Linked DNA regions of Homo sapiens: region 2 is linked to region 1. The links are chromatin loops, found by intact Hi-C in ENCODE. Cell type or tissue: HepG2. All regions are shown on one strand. Links, peaks and the distances in the headings refer to the core of each region. The heading gives the core; the rest is flanking DNA. Region 1 overlaps NKD1 (NKD inhibitor of Wnt signaling pathway 1). Region 2 has its middle 7.7 kb from the start of BRD7.

What was found. Hi-C counts contacts between places; a loop is a spot of excess contacts. Peaks named below come from ENCODE experiments on the same cell type or tissue, not always from the same donor. Only the 100,000 strongest peaks of a DNase experiment are listed, where the experiment ranks them.
Region 2: a loop joins it to region 1, with 4 times the contacts of the local background. A loop is called at or near these places in 3 of 110 quality-filtered maps.

What each region holds. Positions count from the first base shown.
Region 1 is chr16:50,562,049-50,573,047 of GRCh38, reverse strand. The region is part of intron 3 of NKD1 (NKD inhibitor of Wnt signaling pathway 1); the gene reads right to left. Among named protein-coding and RNA genes, the nearest start is that of NKD1, 19 kb to the right of the region's middle. RefSeq lists enhancers at 1,307-1,806, 1,807-2,308. In HepG2, for the core only: no CTCF peak of the experiment used is centred there; no DNase peak of the experiment used is centred there.
Region 2 is chr16:50,371,235-50,382,119 of GRCh38, reverse strand. No RefSeq gene overlaps it. Among named protein-coding and RNA genes, the nearest start is that of BRD7, 7.7 kb to the right of the region's middle. RefSeq lists a silencer at 7,088-7,382. In HepG2, for the core only: CTCF peaks have their summits at 7,263 (motif pointing left) and 9,797 (motif pointing left); DNase peaks (open chromatin) are centred at 7,249, 8,909, 9,789 and 10,589.

The DNA of each region.
Region 1 (10,999 bases), core at 1,783-9,782:
AGTTTCGCTTTACAGATGGGGAGACTGAGGCCTCAGAAACATTAGGAAAGTTGCCTACATTTGCACAACTGCTAGGCAGCAGGCCCAGAACTCAAACTCATCTGATTCCAGAGCCCACTCTCCCACCCTCTTCTGCACGGGGCAGGTCAGCACCCCTTCCGACCTCATGATCCTGTTGGCTCCAGAGACTGACTTTGGTCAGCACTCTTTCTAACCTCCACATCTCCTGGGCTTGAAAGAAACTGGCTTTGGATCTGTCTCTGTCGGACTCAGGGACAAGCTCAAGCCCGGACACCGTGCTGCACCCAAGCTGGGTAAGAAGACGAACCATAGGGGTGGTCAGCACTCATTTTTAGAGATGGGCAAACTGGTGCAGAGAGGATTTCTCTGATTCCCAGAGTCCCACAGCAGATCCCCTGAACCCCTTCTCACCAATCTGCCGCCTCCCCTGAGTTAGAGCACAAAAGACAGGGCGGAGCAGACAACTCCACTACCCCCAGCCATCGAGCCAGGCCCACGTAACACACGGGGTTCATTCCCCAAAAAAATCCAAGATGGAAGCAACTACCCCCACCCTCTAGTTTACAGACAGGATAGCTGAAGCTCAGAGATTGAAAGAACTTGTCCAAAGCACACAGCAAAGCACTTTCATTCTCCAAGGATTAACAGATGCCTATATGTGTCAGGCCCTGTGCAAGGCTGTGGAGCCCCAGGAGTTAATGACAATATCCTGCCCCCTGCCACCAGAGGGGTGACAATACCCTGCCCCCTGCCACCACAGGTGAATAACAATATCCACAACTCCTTGCTGTTCCTGTGGGAGGTGAGCAGTAACTCAACTGCCACATGAATAAGTCACAAATGACCAATGGTGGTGAGCATTCCAAGGAGGCAGAAGGAACAGGATGTTAGGAGAAGGAACCACAGTGAAAGCTGCTCCAAGGCACATGTGAGAGCTCCATCCTGGAGGGTGAGCTGGGGAGAACAAGGGAGAGTACTGGGAAGCATCTCCAGCTGCAGGAATAGAGCGTGCAAAGGCCCCGAGTTGGGCATGTGATGGGTGTGTTCCAGAAGGGAGCAGGGCGGCTGGGACGGAGTGAGGTGAAGGGCGGCCGGGGATGAGAAGCAGGAAAGGGGCAGGTTGTGCTCAGCCTTATGGACCATGGGAAGGAATTTAGATGTTCCTCTAAGGACTGTGGGAAGCCGCAGTAGAGATTCAAGTAGGAGAGGGAGTGGATCTCATTGGGTTCTGCAAAGTCAGCCTGGCTGAGGCAGGGAGAAGAAATTCAGAGGCTGTTGGAGTCCTCCAGGAGCAACAGGATGATGGCTTAGAAGAGGATGGGGACCATGGTGAGCAGTGGGCAAATCTGAGATTCACAGAGTCATAGATTGACGAAAGGTGTCCATCTGGCAGCTCTGCAGGGAAGGAAGGGGAGGAGTTAGGAATGACCCCCCAGGATGCCTCTCTGAGCAACAGATGAATGGAGAGCCCGTCACTGGGACTGGGAGGCTGGGAGCGCAGATGGGTCTCAAGAGTTGGTGGGGAAGGCTGCTTCCGACAGGCTGTTTGGGTGTGTGAGCGGCAGTGAGTGGAGGGCACCCAGGTCTTCGGAGCACTTGAAACTCCCAAGGTCCCTACCAACCCCCAAAGCCTCCATGTGCACAAACCCTGGTTCCACCAGGCTGTGCGGCCAGCTGCTCGTCCTCATCCTGGCTGCATTGCTGACCTTCCCCTCTCCGGATCACATCTCCCCACAGGAGGCAGAGCCCTGGCCTCTGTGTCTCTCAAACAGTGATCTCCAAAGACAGAATTTGGGTTTGTTATAGGAGGGCTGCCACCTGCAGCCCCCTAGGCCAGAGCCCATGTCACTGACAATTTCCAAGGCCTTGAAAGGGACCTTTAATCCAACTGTCTGTGTTGAGCAGGCCATGGGCAGCCCCTCCTTCCCCTCCACTTTCCTCTCAGCTCTCCCTTCAAAGGCAGCCCCAGGGAGGAGATGTCCAGCACAGCCTGGCCCTGACAGCGGGACAGGTGCACACCCAGGAGGGTCCGCCATGAGCCCAGTGAAGGATACCACCAGCCAGCCCTCAGTGCAGAAGCCTCCCTGTGCCTGGCACAGGGCTGCTATGGCTGGGGTGGGGGCTACATCACTCCAATACCTGCCAGCCACATTCCACCCTCAGCACAAGGTGCTGTACAGATGTTACCGCACTCCTGGCAACACATTTCCCAGATGGAAAAACCAAGGCTAATAGACATGGTCACTCCATAGATCCTGGGAGTGGAAGTCCTACCCCGTTCTGCCTCCAAAGGCTGGCCAAGCTTGTCACATAGCACGTGAATAATAACTGTCCTACGTATCACCTGCTTTCTGTGGCTAGCTACGGAGCTAAGTGTTTCACAGGCATTCTCATCTGATCTACATGACAGCTTCACGAGCTAAGCACCATTTTCACTGCCATTTTACAGATGAAGAAACAGAGACACAGAGAGGTTAAGGCACTCGCCCAAAGGTCACACAGCTAGTAAGTGGCAGGGCCAGCATCTGAATCGGTCCTGGCTATCTCTGGGGCCAGTACAGTGTATCTCAGTTCCCATTATCTTCCCTCTTCATACAGAGCCTGTGTAGACCATAACATTTTAATATCACAGGTATTCTGTGGATCTGTTTATATACTGGATGTATATCTGTGTTTTATACTTAAAAAGACTAAGACTCCTTTGCCCCCCAAGAACCAATTTCTGCCTCCTTGGGGTCAACATCATCCCCATGGAGTCAAGGCCAGTGCTGTGTGACAGGAACAGAATACAAGCCACACATGTAATTTTAAATGTTCTAGTAGCCACATTAAAAAACAAAGAAACAGGTGACATTAATTTTAACAATGTTATTTAAGCCAATATATCCAAAATACCGACATTTCAAAATACTATCGTTACATGTGATTTTTTTAAATTATTAATAAAAAAAAGTTGACATACTTTTCCTTTTCTACGTTAAGATTTTGAAATCCCCTGAGCACTCCCAATCCAGACCCGCCCTATTTCAAACGTTCAGTGGCTGCATCACGACAGAGGCTGCCATGGTAGGCAGTGCCCGCCCGGCTCCAACCACTCTGCTAAAGCAATGTTCTGCATCTTCCCCAAAACTCCTGAAAATCCACCTATGCGGGACTTCCTCCATCCAAGGAACCCCATCACTCCTAACCAGAGGGTTCCACTTAATAAGTTCTTGGACCTCCTACAGACAAGACACCATGCTAAAAAGCTCACAAGATACAACAAGGAGTAAGAACTGGCCTCTACCCTCAAGCAGCCTACAATCTAAGTGGGAGGAGAGGAGTGAAATAATTACCAACCCTACTGCACACCAGGCTCTGGGGCTTCTCACCCATTCTCTTAATCTTCATACTCATCCTGGGATATGGGTTCTATTATTACCATCCCATTTTATTGGTAAGGAAATTGAGGCTTGACAGACCATGGATTTTGCCCAGGGTCTACTTATTTGACTTGGCCAACCCAGGGCAGAACAAAGATGTTAGCAAAGCCATGTGGAAGCTTTTAAGAACAAGGAGGGCAGCTTCAGAGAGGGCTTCAGGGAGGGCGTGAGTGAACTTGGAGGCAGCATGAAAGGGAAGAAGGAAGCAGAGAGCCAAGGATAAAGCAGGGGTGTATGTATTTGCAGGGAACACAGAAGCAATAAGTGCATTTCTCATGGGCGAAACTGCACAAGCAGAACCTTGGAAGCAGGAAAAGGGGCCAGAATTCTGGGCGCTAAAACGCTGTAGCATGAAGCTGGTGCACAGCGCATGGTATGAGGATAGTCCAAGTTCAATCACCCAGACATGGGAAAGCATCCACTGCCCAACCCATAGACTATAATGTCAGCGGAATCTGACTTCCCAAAATATTTATCAGAAGGCGCTGGGCACCAGATTCCATTCTGTAAACCTGGATGCTGTTCCAAAGCTGAGATGATAGATCTCCCAGAGAACCAGATAAACTCTCCCTCACATTCTAAATAATGAAGGGAAGGTGGGGAAGAGAAGGAGACAAATCAACCTTCTCCAACTGCCCAACTTAAAGGGATTATGGTCAGAAGCAAGACGGGAGCAAGGGAGCCATCTCCTTATCAGGCACACGGCTGCTCCAGACACAGACAAAACTTCTAGCATGCATCCTTCTTCCACATTGGGGGAGAGAAGCACCCAGTCCTAACACACAAAGGTCAGTCCCATCCTCTGGGGGGGCAGAATTTCAAGCCAATCTGTTTCCCCCTAATTTCCAAGAAAGAACAGTCCCTTCCATGTACAGAGGTGCTGACTGGAGCTCAAAGAATGAGGCCCATAAATCTCCAACCTGCTAAGGAGGCCCAGATTTCAAACCTCCCAGTGCGCCGGCCCACTGCACTCAAAGGCACAAGCAAAGGAAGCTGTGGGATGAGTAGATTCAGGAATGTGGATGAAGGAAGACCCCCCTCTCTCGCTGCCAACGATCACCATAGACATTATGGACTGAATAAATGAGGAAGCGCTTGACACAGATGCTCTCACTTAATTCTCCTGAAAGCCCATGAGGCAGGTCCTGCTGTTATCCCCAGTTTACAACAAGAAATGACAGAATCACATGGCTGGGAAATGGCAGCACCAGCTCTAACCTGGACTTCCTGTGTCTCCAGCTGGGGCCCCCCATAGGCTGGCCTACCACTCTCAGTTTCTTCCCCTCTCTGATATGCGGTCCTGGTTTCAAGCCCAGTGCTAACCACGTCTCTTCCCTGTTCAACACCCTTAGGCTTCCGTGTGCTTGCAAAATAAGCCCCAAATCCCCAGAGATGGTTAAGAAAAGGTAGGCGGGTGCTCAGGGGCCCCCCAGGCCTTCGCAAGCCAATTCATGTCACCCACTCCCAACTCCAAAAAAATGCAGCCCACCCCCTCAAAGGGCCCATCCAAGAAGCGGGCTTTCTGGCATCATATTTTCCTCCCACAGAACGTGAGAATAAAGGGCTCTTTGCTTGTCTCCTGAAATAACTGGCTCTCGCCATAAAGCAATCTTCTGCCCAGTAAAAATATTTCTGTAAAACTTGGTAACTCTATCTGCGGTTCCTTTTCTGAAAGTCAAAAATCTTGGGGAGTGAAATATGGCAGAGGCCAGTTTTATGACAAGCTCATGAAGTCATGTCTACCCGAGACAGGCCCTCCTTAACACTGTGATTAATTTGCTGTTAACCACAGGGACTTTGTGTCTTAATATACTCAAAGCAAAGCACCAGTTCACATTTCTACCAGAACAATACCCACCACCCCAGACCTGGTGTCCAGCCAGGCAGGTAGCGGAGCCATGGCTGGGATCTGGGGCCAGAAAGGACTCAGTTGAGATCGGGGACTCTGCCAAAGGGCCATAACACACAAGGGAGCTGTCACCTGTGGCCTGTCCTTGGCCAAGGAGGAGGTACAGCTTATAAAATAAGTGAGGGGTGTCCCGAGATCAGAGTGTAAAAGGCACTCACAGCTAAACCAAACTAACTCCAAGACACCTAGAGAAGCCCCTGAAACCTCCCTAGGGCTGGGTTTTCCCATCTATAAATGGGGAGCAATCATCTCAGGGGAACTCCTGAGCAATCAAATGTGATGTCCCCTCTCAACATCTTCTTCTGACAAACGGCAATCACGCCCCTTCCAGGTGCTATTTTCGGCCCCAAAGAAATGGAGACCGGTTTACTGGGAATCTTTCAGAACACAGCAGCAGATCCAGAGGCCTTAAAGGGCTACTGAGTACATCTGCTGGGTGCTCACTGCATGCTAACACTTCAGTGGCCATATGCATTACTTCATCATTTAATCTTTGAAACAACTCCAAACGGTGGGCATTCTGTTCCTCTTTTTATAGGTAAGAAAACTAAGGCCCAGCGTCAACACGGTTCAGTATAAACCCAAGTCTGAAGCCTGGTCCTAAGCTCTATGCACCCCTCAAATTGGGAGATCACATAGGGAAAAAGGAGTGAAGTAATGCAATTAAGTCTTAAAAAAAAAGGGGGGGGGCCATAAAAACTAAAACAGGAGTTCCTAACCTGGGGCCATAGGTGCCCTGAAATTGGAATGACGGATGTAAGAGCATTTATCTAAGGAGAGAGACACAAGAGATTTGGTGGATTCCCAAAAGTGTCTTGTTACTCACTCCTTGAGGGTTAAAAATCATCAACCTATGATCATCATAGAGAGGTCAGAAGCTTGAAAGGAAGGCTGTAACCCAGGTGGGCTGCATGGAGGAGGTGGCAAACCACCTAGGTTCTTCCAAGATCCAATGGCAATGGGTGGGTCAATGGTCAGCTACCTAGCTGCCCTGTCCTTACCCAGCCTTGCCAGCTGCTGACCAGAGCCTTGTTCAGTGATTCTGATTCCAGGGACCAGGCCATCCACAGCTGTTGGCTCCACCCATACAGTGTGCTTTCTACAGCCTTCTCCTCTCAAGTCAGTTTCTCATTAGGGAGGTTCAAGGGATGCGGGGACGGGGGTGATCCCAGCCTCCACTCCAGGACAGGCATGTGACCCAGGACTGTCAGAGGCACAGGGATGGGTTCCGGGATGTGACCCAAGTCAAAACAATGGGAGCTCCGCCTGGGTTTTTGCTGGAACTTTCTTCTCTAACAACTGAAGCTGGGAGTCTGGACTGCTGGGAGCCAAGTTGCCATTACCTGGGAAGGGTGTGCCTAAGGATGAAGCCAATCTAAAAGAAAGCAGAGATGAAGACACAGATTGCTGTCCTGGGACATAGTTTGGGCTGGTGGATCCAGCTGTAACTGAAGTCCACTCCCTGGTTACACAAGCCAAGAACTTGACTGTATGAAACAGTTGACAAGGGCTTGAAATCCAAAAGGTCCCAACGGATCCACAGAGAAAGTTCACACCTACTTAACCACAAGCTCCCCCTGAAGCTGCTTTCCTCCTCGATTTTGTAGACACCAGCCAGAAGGAAAAACTCCAGCTTTGCCAGAAAAATAGCAGAGCCACACCTGGTGATCATATCAGGATGTGCAGTGTGTGTCGGGGGCACAGGGCAAGGGGTGGAAGCAGAAATGCACACTGTTGCTCTAAAGTCGACCACAGGCAGAAGCCCACAAATGATCTAAATGCCCAGTAGTAAGGAATCAATGCAATGATGGTCTATCCTTATAACAGAAGGCTTGATAGCCATGAAGAACAATAAGATTATACATTCTGATATGAAATGATTTCCAAGATAAGTTTAAAAAGTTATGTATTAAGAAAGCAAGGTGCGGAGACAGATGTATACATGAATCTTAAGTTAAAAGAAAATCTTAAGTTAAGGTCTGTATCACTTTTCATTGTAGTTGCTGAGAGACATGGTCTCGCTCTGTCGCTCAGGCTGAAGTGCAGTGGTGCAAACATGGCTCACTGCAGCCTCGAACTCCTGGCCCCAAACCATCCTCCCGCCTCAGCCTCCTAAGTAGCTGGGACTACAGGCACACATCACAAACCTGGCTAGTTTTTTGTTGTTACTGTTGTTATTTTAAGAGATGGGGTCCTGCTACATTGCCCAGGCTGGTCTCAAACTCCTGGGCTCAAGCAATCCTCCCACTCTGGCCTCCCAAAGTGCTGTGATTACAAGCATGAGCCACTGCACCTGGCTTCTATATCACCTTTTTTTTTTTTTTGAGACGGAGTCTCACTCTGTTGCCCAGACTGGAGTGCAGTGGTGCAATCTCAGCTCACTGCAAGCTCTGCCTCCCGTGTTCACACCATTCTCCTGCCTCGGCCTCCTGAGTAGCTGGGACTACAGGCCCACACCTGGGTAATTTTTTGTATTTTTAGTGAAGGAAACACGGGGTTTCACCATGTTAGCCAGGATAGTCTCGATCTCCTGACCTTGTGATCCGCCCACCTTGGCCTCCCAAAGTGCTGGGATTACAGGCATGAGCCACCACACCCAGCCTCTATATCACTTTTTTATGGTTCTCCACCTTAAATGAATTTTTCAATTAACCTGCAAATACCAATGCTTCCTGGTCTTGTTGGCCAAGACAGCTTCTGCTGTCTGTGCAGGGATAAGCATGCACAAACAGAGCATGGCTAGAAGTATCTTGAGGAGCCCACTACAGCAGATACCTCCAAAGGGGGAAGCTGGGAGGTGGAGGTGGGCGGAGGCTTCCTGTGTACTGCATACCTTCAGTACTATTTTGGATTTTCTTTTCTTTTTTTTTTAACCATGCGTACGACTTAATTTACAGAAAGGAAAAAGGTGAGGACCCTTTCTGAAGGGCAGAGGCTCTCTTCAAAGACACAGAACAGCCTGGCTCCATAAAAGAGGTGGGGACTTGGACAGAACAGAACAGAATCCCTGCCTCTCTGGCTGTGTGCCCTCTGGCCAAGCTGCATGGCCCCTCTGAACCTCATCCACCTGGAAAATGTTCTTGAGGATCTGCCATGTGCCAATCAGTGCAAAAGGCCCAGGGATACAAGAGTGAGCCACAAAGAACCTGACCTGTGGACTTTACAGTCTGGCCTCAGTTTCCCCATAATAATAATTTTGATCCTGGCCACATTTTTGTGAATATTAAATGCCTGACAAAGCCCTGTGAGGAAGGCTTTGCAAGCCATAAAGCCCTGGGTAAATCCTGGCTGGAAAACAGCCACCCACTCAATGCTGCTGCCTCCAACTCAGCAGGGAGTTTACCTTCCAGTGCCCCAGACCCAGAGCCAAGAGGACGAGACGCCAGTAGCAGCTGCTGAGCAGAACCTCCAAGGTTAAGAAGGCTAGAAAGGCCCCGATTTGTGACATCACAAGAAGGTGCTCTGATCCAACCATCTAGAAGGAAGACCATGATCATTCCCCACCATGGCCATGGCTGCGGCCAGCCAGGGCTAACCAAGCCTGAACACAGCTATGTTACAAGGAAGGGGGCTCTGGACAGGCCCCAAAGACGGTTAACCAGTACTTCCTGTGGGGGAGAGCTTTCTTTCCATGACCACCTGCTGTGAATCACTCCTTTGCACTCCTTTGACGCCTCCCTGCCCACTGAGGATGGAGTTTAGCCTGACACACAGGGTCTTCTCCATGCATCCAGGGCTGTGCCCACTGAGGATGGAGTTTAGCCTGACACACAGGGTCTTCTCCATGCATCCAGGGCTGTGCCCACTGAGGATGGAGTTTAGCCTGACACACAGGGTCTTCTCCATGAATCCAGGGCTGTGCCCACTGAGGATGGAGTTTAGCCTGACACACAGGGTCTTCTCCATGCATCCAGGGCTGTGCCCACTGAGGATGGAGCTTAGCCTGACACACAGGGTCTTCTCCATGCATCCAGGGCTGTGCCCACTGAGGATGGAGTTTAGCCTGACACACAGGGTCTTCTCCATGCATCCAGGGCTTGCCCACTGAGGATGGAGTTTAGCCTGACACACAGGGTCTTCTCCATGCATCCAGGGCTGTGCCCACTGAGGATGGAGTTTAGCCTGACACACAGGGTCTTCTCCATGGGTCCAGGGCTGTGCCCATTGAGGATGGAGTTTAGCCTGACACACAAGGTCTTCTCCATGGGTCCAGGGCTGCGCCCACTGAGGATGGAGTTTAGCCTGACACACAGGGTCTTCTCCATGGGTCCAGGGCTGTGCCCACTGAGGATGGAGTTTAGCCTGACACACAGGGTCTTCTCCATGCATCTAGGGCTGTGCCCATTGAGGATGGAGTTTAGCCTGACACACAGGGTCTTCTCCATGGGTCCAGGACTGTGCCCACTGAGGATGGAGTTTAGCCTGACACACAGGATCTTCTCCATGCGTCCAGGGCTGTGCTGTCCAATGAGGTAGCCACTAGCCTCATGGGGCTATTTAAGTTCACATTTAAATTCATTCAAATAAAATATATCTTAAAATTTAGGCAGTCTCTGAGTCCCAGTGGTCACATTCTAAGCCACAGGTTCCCAGAGGGGACAATGCAGACACAGAACATTTCCATCATCAGAAAGTTCTACTGGTCAGCACAGTCTAGAGGTCACTTCTACAGCCCCTTCTTCTACCCATTCTACGGCGGGGGGGGGGGGTGGTGGTGGGACCTAGCAGCCCTTTCAAGAGAGGCAGGTGTCAGTGACTGCCAGGGTAGCTCTAAATCCGCTTGCAAGTTTAAGCAGCCACAGTTATGGGGATGTGGGAAGAGGAGAGAGAACCATGGAGCGAGAGCTTGTCATGAGTGAGGGCCTGCACTGGCTTCTCTGTAGGGTCGCTCATTAGGTCCCGCTACACTACAAATGGGGAGTGCCCTCCTCCCCCCTCATCCCTCTCCAACTCCTGCACCCTCCTCTCTCCTTTCCTTCAGGGTCCAGTCGGCCCAGCTGTTGCCTAGTACAGAAAGGTTCTGACTCAGGCTCAGGAAACCCCAAGGAGTCTACATTTTGAATAGCACCCAAGAGATTCAGATGTAGGTGGTCCTCGGCCGCATCGAGTCTCCCCAACTCCACACCCTCTGGCTGCTGTCTTCTCTCTCCACTCCTTCTGATAAAGCTTCTCCATACAGTTGCCTACACATGCTGTTTCCTCATCTGTCATTCACTTTTAAAATACATCACCTTTTTGAAAAATACAAAAAGTAGCACATGCTCATTTTTTGTAAAATCAAACAACCTAAAAATGTACAAAATGAAAAGCAAAATTCTCCATTCCTCAGGGAAATAGTCCTTGACAGTGTACCCTTCCAGATCTTTCTCTATGCACCTGCAGATACACAGTGACACAGGCCTGAATAGACTTTTTCACACTGTAAGAAACAGGACCATGGCCTATGAATGTTTTGCAGTTGCTTTGCTCATTCAGCAGCGTCTCAGGGTCTCTTTCCTGTCAGCAAGAGAGGCCCTTACTCGCTGGGCTTTGACCAGTTGCAGAGAGCTCAATGAGAAGTCCACACCACTGTTACCTTGTACCCTAGTGATGGATGTTTGAGTTGTCAAAAACTTTTCATTCTTCCAAATGCAGCCATGAATGTTCT
Region 2 (10,885 bases), core at 2,886-10,885, 190 kb after region 1:
ATCAACTCAATGAATTATCACCAATGAGATTGGTACATTTATAACCCCATTTTACAGATGAGGAAGCCAAGGCTTTCAAGTAACGAGCCCAAAGTGTCATACGGCAGAAAGGGGGCAAGTCACGCGTCTATTCCACCAAACCCTGAGCCTCCTGAGGTTAGGGGCTGTGTCTTGTTTGTATCTGAAGTCCCTGTGGACCCTAACAATCACTGTGCTTAATGGATATCTGGTGAAGTGAAAGCCTGGGGCAGGGGGCGCTGTCACTGTGTTCTCCACCCTCCCCACCCTCCCCATCCCAGGAGGAAATTACCAGGCTCAGTTCAGGCAATACCCCTTCCAGGTGTGCTGACCTTGGAAGATGATTCTTAGACCTTGCCCTTGCTCTGTTGTAATGGACTCTCAGGCACTACAGTACTCACATCAGTAGAAGAGAGAGTTTGAGATTTTGCAAAGGCTTGACAACTCCAAAGTCTCATGGTGTAGGTCACTTATTTTTGTTTGAGGCGGTCTTGCTCTGTTGCCCAGACTGGAGCACAGTGGCACAATCTTGGCTCACTGAGACCCCCACCTCCAGGGTTCAAGCAATTCTTGTGCCTCAGCGTCCCAAGAAGCTGGGATTACAGGCATGTGCCACCATGCCTGGCTAATTTTTGTATTTTTAGTAGAGACAGAGTTTCCCCGTGTTGGCCAGGCTGATCTCCAACTCCCGGCCTCCAGTAATCCACCAACCTAGGCCTCCCAAAGTGCTGGGATTACAGGTGTGGGCCACTGCAGCCGGCCTGTAGGTCACTATTTATGCCTCTCCCAGGAGTAGCTGGCTGTGCAGTTGGGGGGAAGAGGAAGAACATATTTAATGTGAATTCATTCATCATCCTCCACTGGGCTCCCATGGTGGGCCAAATACCATGTTGAGTGCCTTGAGGGGGACAGAGGGAAGCATGACAAAACCTCCTCTCTCCAATCCCCTCCTGGGAGGAGAAATAAGTCACTGCCAGAAGGAAGAACACAGAAGGAAGTCCTGCCTTCCACAAGAGAGGACTTCAACCGTCTAATCATTTGGGCAACAAAAATGTATTAGGTACATGTCAAGTGCCAGTGAACAAAACAGAATAGACTCAGCTCTTGCCCTCAGGAAGTTCTCAGTCTTATGGGAAGGCAGACAATAGACAAATAAATACGGAATTGCAAATGTGATGTGTTTTATCAGAAACAGAAAAACCACAGGGTGCTATAAGAGAAACTAAAAGAGGTCCGGGTGCAGTGGCTCACGCCTGTAATCCCAGCACTCTGGGAGGCCGAGGCAGGTGGATAACCTGAGGTCAGGAGTTCAAGACCAGCCTGGCCAACATGGCGAAACCCCGTCTCTACCAAAAACACAAAAAATTAGCTGGGTGTGGTGGTGAGCACCTGTAATCTCAGCTACTCGGGAGGCTGGGGCAGGAGAATCCCTTGAAACTAGGAAGTGGAGGTTGCAGTGATCTGAGATCTCGCACCTGAACTCCAGCCTGGGCGACAAAAGCAAAACTCCATCTCAAAATATATATATAAATAAAGACAGAAACTAAAAGGGGACTTGTTGGAGCAGTTTAGGGTTGCCTTTCTGAGGTGGTGAGAGATGAGAAGAGGCCAGCCATATGAAGAGTGTGGGAACAGCATTCCAGAATAAGGGAATAGCATGTGTGAAAGGCCTGCATGGAGGAAGAGTGTGGCATGTTCAAGGGACTAAGATTAGGCAAATTATGTCTGGAGATTAGTGGGTAGAAGTAGGCAGTGGCAGAAATCGGGGTCAGAGAAGAGCACGAGGTCAGGTTACACTGAGCCTTGTAGGCTTAGGAAAAAAGCTTGGGCTTGATCTGAGATGGGAGACCCCCCAAAGGGTTATGAACAGGACGATGATGTGGCCTAATCCAATCTATAATCTATGTTTTTGTTTTTATTTTTGTAACGTACCACCACCCACAGAAAAATCCATGTGTTTTGTTTTTAACAGAGATGGGGTTCTCACTATCTTGCCCAGGTTGGTCTCAAACTCCTGGTCCTCCTACCTTGGCCTCCCAAAGTGCTGGGATTACAGGTGTGAGCCACTGCCCCTGGCCCGGAAATCTGTGTATTTCAAAGTCACTCTGGCTGTGGTGGGGAAAGTGGATTTATGGCGGAGCAGAGTGGAAGCCAGGAAATATGGCAGCTCTTGCTGAGTCAATAGCCAGGGTGCACAGATGAGGGGCTATTCCTTCCTCATAGCGGGCTCTGGGGAGGCTTTCAGAAGCAGATTTTACCCCAGGTGAAAGAGGGACAGGCAGGCAGGAAGGAGAAGGCTGTATTCCCCACTCCACTCACTTTTCTCCTAAATAAAGGGGAGAAAAAAGTTTTTCCTTTTTCTGCCTCAGAAACTATAAAGAGATGCCCATTCATTGGTGCCTTCCAAAATGCCTATGTGTAGACTTAAACAACAATAACAACAGAACATCAGCAGTTCTGAGTGCAAATAATTCAATGATGTTGTAAAATCTGGCATAAATAGATCTGGCTGAGCCTCACAACTTTTCTTCCGGGGCTGACAATGTCAGCAACTCCAAGTCTGAACCCCTACTGGCTCTGAAAGGCAAGATCACAGTAGAGAGAGGAGGAGAAAACGCCCCTGGGTTGCATTTCCCCAGCAAATGGGCATGTTTGCCTCTCTGAGGAGCAGGCCAAGCATCAGCCAAGCCGACTGGAATTGGATTTGTAGGAAAGAACCTTTCTACCAGTTCTTTATCAGTGACCAGTCTCATGGGGGACAGGGTGAACATTTTGTGAAGCGTGTTATGTTTGTTAGCAGCAAGGTGCCTCGGGGCTCCTGTCAGCGCCAAGTAACAGGGCTCTGAGTAATTGGGCTCGGGGCTCCCCTCAGTAATAGGGCTCCAAGTAACAGGTAACAGTGCTCATCATTTACTTCCTCCTCTCATTGGGCCCTCACAACCTGCTCATTCTCAAGGCAGGTAGAGAAACTGAGTTTAGAAACAGGTGTTTGTTTTGTTTTGTTTTGTTTTGTTTTGTTTTGTTTAATGCTTGGTTACTTTGGGTACAGCATCCATTCTCCAATCCTCTGGTCACAGTACCCTAATTTTTCTAAGGGATCCCAACTTACTTAGGCCATGTGGTTTAGGTGGCACTCGTCTCCCTCCCAAGCTCCTGGGTTAGAAGACCCATGGTCTAGGATTCACTTGTCCCTGAATTCTGCCACCACCTTGACCACCCTCCACCCACATCCCACCCCTTCATGGTCATAGGCTCTAGGTGGGTACATGATATAAACCAGTCCAATCACATAGCCCTGTGACTTTTGATGGGCCACTGGGGAAAGGCACATTCCCTTTTTTTCTGGACTGGGATCTATGAGGATATCATCTGGGAGCTTCTAGAGGCCAATGGAGCCTGTCTGAGGATGGGACCAGGGCAGAAGGAAGTAGACCAGAGAGAGAGAAAGCCTGAATCTTGGGGACATCATTTGAGCACCTGGATATAGCCACACCTGAAGCTCAACCTCATTAGGGATGGGTTTCTGACTGTCACATGGAGGCCAAGCAATGCAAGAATGAGAACCAGGCTTTGTGATCTCCAGTTCAGTGTTCTTCCCCTAAATCAAGTTCCAGCTGACTTTATCCAGCCACACAACAAGCTCAACTAATCTGTGTGTGGCTTTATGGTCTGCTAAAAGATGTGTATTTTAAAAATAAAAACATCTGATCATTATAATGTTTTATCTAACCGAATTACAGAGCCGTGGAAGGGCCCCTGGAAGTCCTATCACTGAGTGGTTTTCAAAGATTTTCAGCAGCTTCTTGTTTCAAATGAAGTTTTAAGCAGAATGCCTATGTGTGAGAAATAAAAGCAGTAGCTTGTTAGTGCAAATGTGTTTTATCTTTTACGTTAAAAGTTCTTAACATTTGGCTGGGCACAGTGGCTCACGTCTGTAGTCCTAGCACTTCAGGAGGCCAAGGCAGGTGGATCACCTAAGGTCAGGAGTTCGAGACCAGCCTGGCCAACATGGGGAAACCCTGTCGCTACTGAAAATACAAGAATTAGCTGGGTGTGGTGGTGCATGCCTGTAAACCCAGCTACTCGGGAGGCTGAGGCAGGAGACTCACTTGAACCTGGGAGGCGGAGGTTGCAGTGAGCCAAGATCATGCCACTGTACTCCAGCCTAGGAGACAGAGTGAGACTCCATCTTAAAAAAAAAAAAAAGAAAAAAAAAGTTCTTAACATTTACTTTTTACAATCAATGAAGACCCAAATGTCAATGTGTTATTCATTTCCAATGTATAAAATTTTATTATATATTTGCATGTGTGGGAGGTTTTCAATCACTTTTTAAAAATTATTTATAATTGATACATAATAATTATACATATTTATGGGGTACAGAGTGATATTTTGATACATATATGCAATGTGTAATGATCAAATCAGAGTAATTAGCACATCCATCACCTTACACATTTATTATTTCTTTGTGTTGAAAACATTCAAAATCTTCTTTTCTAGCTATTTGAAATATACAATAAATTATTATTAACTATAGTCACCCTACAGTGCCAAAGAACACTAAAATGTATTCCTCCTATCTAGCTAAATATCCATCAGCAGACGAATGGATAAAGCAAATACACAGTGGAATACTACTCAGCCTTAAAAAAAGAAGGAAATCCTGTTGTTTGAAATAACATGGGTGACCTGGAAGACACGACATTAAGTGAAATAAGCCAGGCACAGAAAGAGAAATACTGCAGGATTAAAGGCTAAATCCTTTGCCCTCACTCATATGTGGAAGCTAAAGGAGTTGATCTCATGGAAGTAGAGGGTAGGCTAGAGCAGGAAGTAGGGTAGTAACTGGAGGCTGGGAAGAATAGGGAAGGCAGATAGAAAGAGGTTGCTTAACACACATCTATGCCAAGACGAAGAGAGAGGAGCTGAGCCACGTCCTGGCGGCCATGAAGAAAGCAGCTGCCAGGAAGGACTGAGCTCCCTGCCCTCTGCCCAAAATAAAAGCTTCACAGGAAAAACAAAAACAAAAAACAAACAAACACAAAAAAAAGTTGGTTAATGAATACAAAATTACTAGATAGAAGGAATAAGTTCTAGCATTCTATCACTGTTCTTTTTTAATAGTTAAAAATACTTTTTTGGGAGGCCGAGGCTGGCAGATCAGGAGGTCAGGAGGTCAGAAGATCGAGACCATCCTGGCTAACACGTTGAAACCCCGTCTCTACTAAAGATACGAAAAATTAGCTGGGCTTGGTGGCGGGCACCTATAGTCCCAGCTACTCGGGAGGCTGAGGCAGGAGAATGTCATGAACCCAGGAGGCGGAGCTTGCAGTGAGCCGAGATTGCACCACTGCACTCCAGCCTAGGCAACAGAGTGAGACTCAGTCTCAAAAAAAGAAAAAAAGAAAGAAAAAGAAACTTTTTAAATAATTGGGGTAAACGCCAGGTGCAGTGGCACACGCCTGTAGTCCCAGCTACTTGGAAGGTTGAGGCAGGAGGATTGCTTGCACCCAAGAGTTCAAGGTTGTTCTGCACTACGATCGCCCCTGTGAATAGCCACTGCACTCCAGCCTGGGCAACACAGCAAGACCCCATCTCTAAAATAAATGAATAAATAAAGTAAATGAAAAGTCCCTCAGATATTTTCCATCTTTCTGTGGGCTTATGAGTTAAAAAAAAAAAAAAAAAAAAAAAGAACCTTTTAGTTTATCTGGTTTTGTCAAAGGGTCTCCTTTTGATGTCTAGTTGTTCCAACTTCAGAAATGTTCCCTTTCTCTTGTCCAAGAAAATTAAGTCTAAGTATAAGCTAATGTTCCAGAATAGTGCTTCTCAAACTTTAATACACATATATGAATCACCCAGGAATCTTGTTTAAAATGTGAATTCCGATTCTACAATCCTGAGGTGGGACCTGAGACTCTGCATCTCTACCAAGCTCCCAGGTCCTGCCAATGCAGCCGTCCCTGGACCAATCTTTGAGTAGCCAGGCTCAATAAAGGGGTATCATGAATCTATCCCCTGAGGCAGGGAGAAAAGAATCACCACCAAACTCTAATAAAAAAAAAAAAAACACCACTGGAGAATATCTGGAATGACATATACCAAACTATTACAGAAAGTGGTGAGATTATGAGCAATTTGAAATATCTTCCTTACACCTATTTGTATTTTCAATTGGTCTATAACAAACATTAATTACTTAGGCAATAAATAGGTTTAAAACTAAATAACTGAATCAAGAAAAACCTAAAATACACACATATTTTTAAAAACAAAGTCTTTATCAGACACTGACAGAGCGTCAGAAGTGCTTCCCTAGAACCAACAGCTTGAAAGCAGCCAGTCGAGTCCTCTTTCTTTATCTTTTTACCTTTTTTTTTGTTTTTGAGACAGGATCTCACTGTGTTGCCCAGGCTGGAATGCAGTGGCACAATCATAGTTCACTGCAGCCTTCACCTCTTGGTCTCAAGTGATCCTCCTGCCTCAGCCTCCTGAGTAGCTGGGACCACAGGCATGCACCACTACACCTGGCTAATTTTTAATTTTTTATAGAAATGGGGTCTCGCTACGTCACCCAAGCCAGTCTTGAGCAATCCTCCCACCTCAGCCTCCAAAAGTGCTGGGATTACAGGCATGAGTCAGCGCATCTGACTGACTCCTCCTCTTTCTGCAGCCCTGTTTAGATGGAGATAGGGGAGAGACATGTCCAGGTTTCACAGCCAGTCTTTGGCAGAGCCAGGACTATGAAATTAGAGATCTGGGTGACATGGCACAAGCCCACAGCCACAGTCTGATAAGAGTTTATCAAACACATAGTGACTTTCTGTGAAGGGAATTTAATCCTGGGCCCCGTCCGCAGGGCAGTACTCCAAGGAATCATGATGGACCGGGAGCCCGGGCCTGCAGGATCATTTCTGAGCTGCTCATGGTCTGTCCCCAGCCTGGGGCTCCTGGAAAATGCCCAGCTTTCTCCAAGGTGACCATTTCATCTGGTTTATCCCACTTTACAGGGGGAAGTCCACACCCCACAGCCTGTCATTCAAGGCCTCAGTGTTCCCTTCTGTATCTCTGTCTCATCACACCTCCCACTCTCCAGCATCACCTCAGTGGCCTTGCATGCACAAGTCTACTTGTCTGATCCACCCTCCCCCAGCCCTTCCAGTGCTTAGAGGCTCCCTGCAGCCTGGCCGAGCTTTCCTTCCTCTACACACTCTCAGCCCGCCACTGCCCTCACCTGGCTCCAGTGCTCTGTCCTCCCCTGCTGGGTGTCCTACTCTCCTGCTTCTCCTCCTGCCTCCCTCCCCCTCCTCAGTCTCCTCTGCTGCTTCCTCATCCTTTATTCACCTGTTAGATAATATTGAAGCTCTTCAAGGCTCCATCTTCTCTGATCACTCTACTCTCTCCTCCTGGGTGGTCTCATTCACTCCTGAGGTTCCAAAGACATCTCTATGCCAAAAATCTATTTTCAGGTCTCACCTCCCTTCCAAGCCCCAGACACATGCATTCACCTTCCTACTTGGATTCTCCTCTTGGGTTCTGCATAGGCATCCCTAACCCCTCCTAAGTTCTTCCTCCTACATAACTCTTGAATTATCCCATTGCACCATCCCCACATCATCCACGCTAGACCAAGCCACCCCCATCTCCCCTTTGAAGACCACATCACTTCTAAGCTGGTCTCTCTGCCCGGTCTCCTAACCCACTCCAATTCTTCCTTCATTCAGAAGCCAAAGCGCTCTTGTTAAATTGCCAATATGGCCATGCACCCACGTCCACTGCCTTCATGGGCATCCCAAATAAAATCAAGCATCTCTGCCATGCCTTGAAAAGCTCTGCCCAGCCCAGCCTTTCTTCCAGACACAGTCCCCATCATCTCTCTTGCTCCAAACCTGCTCTCCTCTCCTCCCTGACTGCACCCAACTTTCCCTCGCCTTTGCACATGCTGACCTCTCTGCCTGTTTAGTAGATGCAGCTGATGCCCCCTTGGCTCACCTCTCCTGAAGGCACATCCTGCTGGAGGGGCATCACCAGCAGCTGGGAGTGTTGGCCACTCACGGAAGGCAGCCGCACACCTCCCTCAGAGAATTGCCCTGGGACAAACTAGAGTCACCTCTGTAATAGGCGACAATCAGGCAGACCTCGCTGCCCACCATGGGCTACAAAAGGCCAGCCACCTCCCACAGGGTGGGACTGTTCCCTGGACAGTTGATGTTCCCAATCCCCCCTCGCCCCGCCACCACTGTGGCACGGGGCTGAGGCTGGGACCACCTCTTTCTCTGCTTCTACCCACCCCGTCCTGCTTCTCTCCCAGCTTCTCCCCAATTGCCACCCCAACAGATCCACGCCTCAGGTTCCACTTGTAGGGCACCTAACCAAGACTTATCCTCCAGGTTAGGCCTGGATGAGCCCTCAGCCTGGGTCAGAGCACTATCTGGACAGCAGCTTGCTGTTTTCCTTTCTAACCGTTAGCATGGCCATGATTAAATATTTGTCTGTGTTCTCTGTCTAACATGCATCTCACTGTGCTCTCCATAAGGGCAGGGCTGTGTCTATTTTACTCCCACCGTGTTCCTAGCACCCCCCAGCACATAGTAGGCACACAGAAAATATGAACTGAAAGAAGGAAGGAAGGTCCTGATGTTGCCTCTGTCTTATTTGATCAAGGGCTCTGAGGCTAAATGACTTTTGGGGTTGGCAGCCGTGAGTGTCATGGCTTGGGCTCGCTGCCCTCCAGTAAGCAGCTCTGAGACCGTGTGGGCAGAGGCCATGTGGCATGCCTGCGTGGATGGCGGCCATCCACCGCCTCTCTCTTTTCCTCACTCAGAGGCAGCAGCTGGGGCTGCTCCGCCAGTGACCGTGAGCAACCCTGGAAGCTGCACTGTCAACAACCTGTCATAGCGAATCACCCCAGGCCACTGATTCCCCACAGAGCTGCCTGCTGAACCAGCCTCAGCCTCTTGAGGCCTCTCCCAGCAGCACTCACAGGCTGGCATCAGGCTGGCACCAGGAAGGCCCAGACCTGCTCCTGGTGCCAAATGAGGCACTAGCTGGAGCTGCTGGGAGCCTGGGCTCAGGGGATGCCACCTCCCACCCCAGGACAGAGGGCAGGAATCCCCATGGAGTATCCAGGAGAACCGGCCCTTTCCCACCCACCGTCTGCCCCATTACACTTGGGAAGGCCTGTGTTGTGCCAGAACATTTCTCACTCCTTGCTTTTGCTAACCCTCATGCCAGCCACACAGGCTGCATGAGGCTGGCTCTGCCCATCCCTCAGAGGAGAAAACTGAGATTCAGACAAAGGAAAGCAGGAGAAGAAGTTAGTAGCCCAAGGATTCTCTCCGTCTCAGGAGTTCCCCATCCTGCATCAGTGCTGCATAAGGGGGCTTTGAGGAGTACAGCCAAACAGAGGCGAGGGGGCTCAGAAGCCCCTGATGTTTGAGGCTTTTAGTCTGTCCAGATCATAGGTCAGCACCCAGCAGCCCTCTTTCATTTGTTGGCTATAGGGGAATAGCTATAAAGGGTTCCCAGTGGGTGTCCCAGAACCAAGGCCCCTGAGTTTCGCCCAGCCCTCATCCCACCCAACCAATGAAGGCCACACTCTACCTCAGGGTCAGGTGGCAAGGACATCAGCTGTGTCCCAGAGCGTCCTCTCTGTCAGAGCACCAAGGCCTGAAGGCACCCTGGGCAACAACTCCTCAGCAGAGAGGCCAGGCTGAAGAGGGGCCACCTCCAAGCTGAGCTGCGCAGAGATTTCCTGGGCATGCCACACCCCCCAGTGGCCAGGCTTTCTCCTCCACAGACTCTCCCGGAGGGCTCCAGTCACCTCGTGTCTCCACCAGAAAGGGGAGGAAGGAGGAAGAGAATTATTATCACAACACAGTAATTATGATGTATTCATTTGTCCAACAAATATTTCTCCAGGGCCTGTGCTGAGCCCAGCTCTGTGCTAAGTGCGGGGCACACAGCCAGGAGTGAGACAGACCTAGTCCCTAACCTTGGGGACCTGGGAAGCCAGTGGACAGATGGTGGACACGCACACAGATAGGGAAGAGATATTCAACATAATTTTGGAGGCTGTAGGTGCAATGGAGAGAAACAAGGCATTGCACAGGCTGAGGGAAGAGGGGAAGGGGTGTGTGGGTTGGTGGTCCAGAAGCTTCTCTGAGGTGGTCACAGGGGAGACCAAGGTGATGTGAGGGCAGGAGCCACTCCAGGAGCTCAGGGGAGAGTGTTCTGAACACAGGGAAGAGAAGCAGGGGCTTGGGGCAGGAGGGAGGAGGGGGCAGGGGGATGGGGCTGGAAAGAGAATGAGGGCCAGATCCGGCCCTGAAAGCCAAGGTGCAGATTTGGCTTTGACTTCGAGTGAGACAGGGAGCCACAAGATGGTTTTGAGCAGGAAAGTGACATTCACAAATATTTAAAAGTTAGTATTAGCAGCTGATATTTATTGACCATTTACTATCTACCATATCAGGCATTACTCTCGGCACTCTGACCACATTATCTTCTTTGATCCTTACAACCACCCTGTTGCAGCAGCACACCCAATGACCTCACCCTGGTTCCAAGGTTCAGAGGTAGGCAGCCCTCTCAGGACATGCCAAAGTCACAGACCCTGTAAGCATCTGTGACCCCAGGACTCAAGTCAGCTCTGTCTCACTCACTCAAGAGCTGTTGGGCTGTTGGGGGAGAAGTCTGGGCACAGCTTAACTGGGGCCTCTGCTTCTGGGACTCTCACAGGGCTGTGATCAGGATGTCAGCCAGGGCTGAGGTCTCATCTGAATGTTCCACTGAGGAAGGATCCACTTTGAAGCTCACACAGTTGCTGGCAGGATTCAATCCTTCAAGGCTGTTGGACTGA